3 separate regions of the Homo sapiens genome follow, and regions 2 and 3 are each linked to region 1. The links are chromatin loops, found by intact Hi-C in ENCODE. Cell type or tissue: dorsolateral prefrontal cortex. All regions are shown on one strand.

What was found. A loop is a pair of places that touch in the nucleus more often than their neighbours do. Peaks named below come from ENCODE experiments on the same cell type or tissue, not always from the same donor. Only the 100,000 strongest peaks of a DNase experiment are listed, where the experiment ranks them.
Region 2: it touches region 1 in a loop (3-fold over the local background); 2 of 110 quality-filtered maps call a loop at or near these places.
Region 3: it touches region 1 in a loop (2.2-fold over the local background); 10 of 110 quality-filtered maps call a loop at or near these places.

Annotation. Positions count from the first base shown.
Region 1 is chr14:35,896,504-35,899,003 of GRCh38, forward strand. No RefSeq gene overlaps it. Among named protein-coding and RNA genes, the nearest start is that of BRMS1L, 71 kb to the left of the region's middle. In dorsolateral prefrontal cortex, a CTCF peak has its summit at 1,419; DNase peaks (open chromatin) are centred at 1,378 and 1,918; H3K4me3 peaks cover 1,505 bases; H3K27ac peaks cover 2,275 bases.
Region 2 is chr14:35,988,049-35,990,548 of GRCh38, forward strand. No RefSeq gene overlaps it. Among named protein-coding and RNA genes, the nearest start is that of LINC00609, 81 kb to the right of the region's middle. In dorsolateral prefrontal cortex, no CTCF peak of the experiment used is centred here; a DNase peak (open chromatin) is centred at 1,066; H3K27ac peaks cover 2,500 bases.
Region 3 is chr14:35,958,605-35,961,104 of GRCh38, forward strand. No RefSeq gene overlaps it. Among named protein-coding and RNA genes, the nearest start is that of LINC00609, 110 kb to the right of the region's middle. In dorsolateral prefrontal cortex, CTCF peaks have their summits at 1,404 and 1,607; no DNase peak of the experiment used is centred here; H3K27ac peaks cover 1,281 bases.

The DNA.
Region 1 (2,500 bases):
TTTCGGACTTTTTTGAGCATATATTGTAAGGTCAGTTCAGTAGTGATGAAATCCCTCAGCATTTGCTTGGGAAAGACTGTATTTCTCCTTCATTTATGAAGAATAATTTTGCTGGATGTAGTACCCTTGGGTAGGAGTAGTTTTTTCTTTCAGCACTTTGAATATATCATCCTATTCTCTCCTGGTGTGTAAAGTATCTGCTGAGAAGTCAACTGTTAGTCCAATAGGGGCTCCTTTATAAGTGACCAGATGCTTTTCTCTGGCTACTTTTAGAATCTTCTCTGTCATTGACAGAGAAAGCAGATCTAGCCTATCATTGAAGCTTTCAAGTATATTTTATCTTTCATTCCAGGAGTTCTCCAGTCCCAGAATTTCTATTTAGTCCTTTTTAATGATATTTATCTCTTTGTTACATGTCTCATTCATATTCTGAATTGTTTTTCTTATTTCTTTGTATCGTTTTTCAGAATTCTTTTGTATCTCACTGAGCTTATTTAGTATCACACTTTTGAATTCTGTTTTCAGAATTTCATGAATTTCTTTTTGATTGGCATCTGTTGCTGGGAAATTATTGTGTTCTTGAGGTGTCATATTTCCTTGCTTTTTCATGTTTCCTGCATCCTTAAATTGATATCTGTGCATCTGCTGTAGTAGTAATTTCTTTCAATTTTTAAAATTTGCTTTCATATGGGAGGACTTTTTCCTGAAGATGTATCAATAATGTTGCTTGGATAGGGCCCTTTGGGCTTTGATTCTGGGCGTGTGCAGTAGTGTAGTCTCTGCATGATTTCTTTGACTGTAGATGGCATGAATGATATCTGTGATTTCTTTGGTTGTTTAGGGTGCATTTATTAGTAGAGGCTGTGATGAAGTTTTGCTGAGGACAAAGCTGCCAGGTGGGCCAGTCTTCAGGCCTCAGTGGTGGCAGCAGTGGGCTGAGTATACTTGTTCTTAGCCCCAGGGTGACATTTGCTAGCACTGGTGTTAGTGGGACCAGGCAGGTCAATTCTTGAGCCTCCAGGTGGCTCACTCAAATACTGGCAGTGGCAGTGGTGGGCCAGGAGGGTGAATGAGTTCTGAGATACCTAGGCAGCTGGCGTGGTATGGGTGCTGGCAGTAGCAGTGGGAGGATGATTCTCTGGGTCTGAGTAGTGTGCACTGGTGTTGGCAGTGGCTGTGATATGAGGTCACCATCCACAGCCCCAGACATGTAGCTGACAGGCTTGCCTGCTCTTGGTGGCAGCAGCGCAGCAGCACCGCAGCACCACATAGAAGTGGGAAGGGACCCTGTCTTTTGCCCATAAGCCTGGGCATGAAAGCCACATTGCCAGTTGGGGCGTGGTTGCCACTCACAGCCCCAGACAGGCAGCCTTTTGTCTTGCCTGTCCTAGCTCCTGGTGGCAGCAGCAGTGGCTACAGCTGCAGCAGTGTGACAAAGGGGAGAGAAGGTCCTGCTGTCTATGGGCAAGCCTGAGCACAGAGGCTGCTCTGCTGGTGGGGGTGGGGTCACTTCTCTCAGCCCCAGACTGTCAGCTCTCAGGATTATCCACCTCGGCTCCTGGTTGCAGCAACTGCTGTGGCAGTATGTGGAGGTAGGGAGGGGTTCTCACTCTCTGCTTGTAAGCCTGAGCACAGAGTTTGTGCTGCTGCTGGGGGCAGGATTGCTTCTCACAGCCCCAGACAGGGAAGCTCTCAGGCTCTAGAAAGCATACACTTTATTTTCCTTTGTCCGGGGCTGCCTTTTTTGTGCAGTGCAATTTTCCAGGATTTCATGGATTTCTTTTTGATTGGGATCTGTTGTTGCGGAGTAGTACTCCCTGTGAGCTAGAGTACTGGGGACCCTACAGCACCTTTGGGGCCAGCCAGTGCTGTGCCACTGTAGCCCTCTGGGTGGACACTGGGGGATGTCAGTGAAGGCTCCTGGGATGTGGACAGATGGGAGCTGTAGTTCCCAGGGCAGGATGCAGTCTCATGATGGCTGTGCTCTCCCAGTAGTGCCCTGTTGCAGCTGCTTAGGTCTCAGGGGGTGTGAGTGACCCAGTATGAATTCCCTGTCAGTGTAATGTCCTTGCAGGGTCTGCAGGTCATTCCCCATGCTAGCATCAGGGTTTGTGTGGTTAGAGGAGCTTCCCATGGCTGGGGTTACAGTAGTTTGTTGTGGGGAGAATTGGACCACTGATGTTCTCTCACTTACCCTTCCCCACAATAGCGAGCACCTCTGGCTCCCAACTTCTCCTGACTGAGCTGGCCACTCGCTTCCTTCTCCTCTGTGCCTCAGGCGCTTGCTGAGACTTCTCTGTTGGACTCTAGTGCTCTCTCCTGGATGTTCTATTCGAGGTGTGCTTATCTCTTCATAATTTTGGGTCTTCTTTCTGGAGAGGGTGAGTGTCCAATGTCTCTAGTCAGCCATCTTGAACCTGAATCCTCAATAGAGTATTTCTATTTTAAGACTGGGGAGAGTATATGGATTTTAAGAACTTTTGCAGTAATCATATTGGTG
Region 2 (2,500 bases), 92 kb after region 1:
TAAAAATCCCAATCTCTGAGTTTTGGGGGAAACTGATTTGTGTAATAATAAAACTCCATTCTCCCTTACAGCCGACTCTGCGTGAATTAAATCTTTCTCTATTTTTTTTTTTTTTTTTGTCTGTTTGTTTTGAGACAGAGTCTCACTCTGTCGCCCAGGCTGGAGTCTTGTTCTGTCTGCCAGGTTCAAGCGATTCTCCTGCCTCAGCCTCCCAAGTAGCTGGGATTACAGGCGCCTGCCAGCCACCACACCCAGCTTATTTTTGTATTTTTAGTAGAGATGGGGTTTCACCATGTTGGCCAGGCTGGTCTCTAACTTCTGACCTCAAGTGATCCACTCACCTCAGCCTCCCTAAGTGCTGGGATTACAGGTGTGAGCCACCGTGTCCGGCCTAAACTCTTTTGTATTGCAGTTCTCCTGTCTTGATAAATCAGCTTTGTCTAGGCAGCAAACAAAGAGAACCCATTGTGTGGTTAAAGCAGTTTAAGAAAATAAAGTTGAGATAAAACATAGCATGATATTTAAGACTTACTGTGTATCAGGTATTGTATAAGCTTCTAAAATACATCACTACTCTCAATCTTCAAATTATCTTATGACACGAGTAATGTAGATATCCTTATTTTACAGATGACAAAACTGAGGCACAGAGAGATGAAGTAAGTTGCCTAAGGTCACACGGGAAGTGGCAGAACTGGGATTTAAACTTAGAAAGTCTTGCTGCAGAACATGCGCTTTCGTACAGCTAGCATTTAGGGAAATGCCATAGCGATACTCTGGTTGCCTTCAGCTCGGGCAGCATAGGACCAAGTCTTGCAGGGTTCCTGCACCTTGAACAATATCCAGAATTATACAGAAACATTTGGACCTCCACGAGAGCCAAAAATAGACCAGCAAGGGCAAATGACTCCTGTATCTACTTCTGAATGCGTGGTGTCCCAGGCTGTCATTTCTATTAGAGATGTACTTGCCTTCCTAGGGTCATAGTGCGGTGCTTCAAGCCACACCTTCACTCTTCTACCCCGCTGCCCAACCACTGTCAGCTCCAGCCATCACCATTCTACGCCATTTCACTCCACAGCAGCTGGAATGGCTGACAGTGTTCCAATAATTGTCTTAGTTTTGGCGAGTGTTCCACACTCAAATACATCTGCTCTTTGTTCTCAGTGCCTCCCAGAAAATTCCACGATAGATAAAAATAATGTCTAGGTCCCCACTCTTGTTTGCCTCTAGGTGTGGCCATATGACTCATGCTTGCCAGCGGCATGTGAGCAGATGGGGTCTCCCAAGTCTGGGCCTTAGGACACTGAGCATGCACTCGTCCACATGCCGTCTTTCCCTTCTGGAGAGCTGGAATATAGAGGTGCCTATGACTCTGCTTTGATCAAGCAGGAAAGGGCAACACCCTAGGCTCCTCCTACTCAGAGTATGCTTCATATCCGGGCAGCCAGGCATCACCTGGGAGCTTGTTAGAAATGCAGACTCTTGCCAGGCGTGGTGGCTCATGCCTGTAAACTGAGCACTTTGGGAGGCTGAGGTGGGTGGATTGCTTAAGGTCAGGAGTTCAAGACAAGCCTGGCTGACATAGCAAAACCCTGTCTGTACCAAAATATACAAAAATTAGCCAGGCGTGGTGGTGCATGCCTGTAGTCCCAGCTACTCGGGAGGCTGAGGCGGGAGAATCACTTGAACCCGGGAGGTGGAGGTTGCAGTGAGCTGAGATAGCACCACTGCACTCCAGCCTGGGTGACAGAGCAACACTCCATCTCAAAAAAAATGCGGCCTCTCAAGCCCTATCCCAGACATCAAATCAGAACCTGCATTTTTAACAAGAGCTGGATGATTCACACGCACATTAAAATTTTATGAACCAACAGCGTAGAAAAATCCTGGTTCTCTGAGTGATCACATGGAGCATGGCTTCCCTGATGACTGTTCCTCTCATTTGAGGAGTGTTACAGCAAGAATAGCATAAGCCTCTGTGGTAAGCCACTCTAATGTGGGGTCTGTTTGTTACAATGGCTTAGCCCTCATCCTAAGTAATGCTGTATTGTTATCCTGGTTTTAAGGATGAGAAAAGTGAGATTTAGAATGTGTACCTTCAGGGCTCTGACAGGAAGCAGGATTCAACTTGAGTGGTTTGAACAGAGATTAAGGATGGAGGGCTGGTGTAAGGGCAGGGTTAAGGACAAAGTGCTCATGTAGGGTTTTTTTCCCAGGAAGCTTGGCAGTAAAGGGAAGGAAATCAACTGGTGGCTGAAAGTAGCCTGGGGGTCAGGAACCTGAATATATTGGTGGGCAGTGGGAAAGGAACCAGTAGAATGGAAAAGATCAATGTTAAGGGAGGGTTTGATGGGATCCTGAAGGAGGGGAAGAACAAAAGCATGGTCTAGGCCAGGCGTGGTGGCTCACACCTGTAATCCCAGCACTTTGGGAGGCTGAGGCGGGCAGATCACTTGAGGCCAGGAGTTCAAGACCAGCCTGGGCAACATGGTGAAAC
Region 3 (2,500 bases), 62 kb after region 1:
TTGCTGATAAAACAGGATGCGATAAAGAAACCAGCCAAAAACACATGGTTACAAAACTGACCTATGGTCATCCTTGCTGCTCATTATATGCTAATTACAATGGATTAGCATGCTAAGCAACACTCCCACCAGTGCCATGCCAGTTTACAAATGCCATGGCAACACCCAGAAGTTACCCTATATGGTCTAAAATAGGGAGGGACCCTCAATTCCAGGAAATTCCTGCCGCTTTCCAGGAAAATTCATGAATAATCTACCCCTTGTTTAGCATATAATCAAGAAATATCCAGAAAAAAAATAACCAACCAGCAGCCCTTAGGGCCGCTCTGCCTATGGAGTAGCCATTCTTTTCTTCCTTTACTTTCCTGATAAATTTGCTTTCACTTTACCCTGTAGACTTGCCTGGAATTCTTTCTTGGATGAGATCCAAGAACCCTCTCTTGGGGTGTGGATTGGGACCACTTTCTGGTAATAATAAGAACTCTTTAATTTTCTTTTGGCATATCTTATCTAGTTCACTTCTAATATTTCTCCTTTAGGCTACTTCAAAATGTGTAGGCAAAATACTTTTTTCCACCTATGTTGTATTACTTAGAAGAATCTTCTCCTGGAAATTCTTCAACTTGAGGCTTCAGTTGTTTTTTAGTGAAGAGGTCCAGAATATGCCACACCCAAAAATACCACTTTGGCATAAGGATTACTTTAAGCTGAAGGCAACTGAAGAAACAGCAGACCCAGGAAAAGTTCTTTGCCCTCCCTGCTTCTGTCTAAAAGCAGGGCATAAATTTCTCTTTGTAAAGGTGACAGAAATTGCTATTTGTAAAAGCATTTCCCTCTCCCATTCCAGGAAGACCAGAGAGGGCACAGAGAAGAGTGTGCATAACAAACCTTTCTAAACAACCTTTATCCATCATATATTTCCTAGTCACCTTCCCACAATTTATTACACCACCCCTAGGAGCTCAAACCCACTTTCCTTTGTCTAGTCACTTCTCTATAATTTATTGCCTTTTCTTAAAATGGTATATAAGCCCCCTGTCTAACTGCTTCTTTGGGTTTTTACTTATTTTCTGTGAAGCCCCTCACACATAACATGTGAACTCAATAACTATTTATGCTTTTCTCCTGTTAATCTGTCTTTTGCCAGTTTAATTCATAGGCCCCCAAATAGTGAACCTGAGAGGGAAAAGTTTTTTCCTCCCCTACACTAGCTAATCACTAAATTATCACTCCTTTTGCTCCAATCAAGTCCATGTATGTTTTTTTACCTTCAGTTTCCAGCTGTTAGTGCATGGTGCTTCCATGTTGTCTTGCCCAATATGGTTTTATTTCATTTGAATTATTCTTTTTAGTTAAAAATTTACTTGCAAATGCTTTACTATTAGTCACACATGTGTTGGCAATGAGTGAAAATGGGCCCACTAGGAGACACTGTAACATCATCTTTGTTATTGTTTTTGGAGGGCATGGCTTAGGATTAGAAGAAATGAGAATTTGTTTATACAATTTGAAACTGTCTATTCAATAAGTAATTGAATCTTTAGGGTCTCTTTTAAGGACAATGACTTTAAATATCTAAATTTTGTTTGAAGATACTGCCAAAGCAAAGTTGGGATAAATCATCAGATTATTATCTACTGAAATTTTATCTAAATCTAAGCTTTTTATCATATAGATTAATGGAAATAGGAATTCACTTGGGCGTTCATATCTTTGTTTTATTTTTCCACCGAAGAATCTGCTGGGTTTGGATTTATTACTATATTAGAGATATAATAATAGTTTCCATTTAGCTAATAATACTATGTGTGAGAAACCATACTAAATATTTGACATGCATTCTCTAATCCTCATAACAACCCTATGAAGTAGGCACTTTACTATCTGTGTTTGACAGATGGGGAAACTTCAGCTTTGAAAAGCTAAGTAACTTGGCCATGGTTACTTGGTTATTAAGTAAGGAATTGGATAAAGAGTTCTTAGAAATGGTTTAGCCCTGGTTCCTTTAAAGAAACAAAGTCTTATTTATAATTGTATCTTTTTTATTTTTATTTTTTTTCTGAGACGGAGTCTCGCTCTGTCGCCCAGGCTGGAGTGCAGTGGTGTGATCTCAGCTCACTGCAACCTCTGCCTCCCTGGTTCAAGTGATTCTCCTGCCTCAGCCTCCTGAGTAGCTGGGATTACAGGCCCAGCTAATTTTTTGTATTTTTAGTAGAGACGAGGTTTCACCGTGTTAGCCAGGATGGGCTTGATCTCCTGACCTCAGGTGATCCACCCGCCTCGGCCTCCCAAAGTGCGGGGATTACAGGCATGAGCCACCACGCCGGGCCTATAATTATATCTTATTATGCCCTATGAGTGCCCTTTCTCTTTACTATATTAATGACACATGATGCTTTCCCAGTAGTTCAAGGTCAGTAAATGTACAGCCAAGGGCAGGGAAAATGTATATGGATATGTCAGACCACCAAGTTGTAGCTAAGACTCATGGTCACAGCGG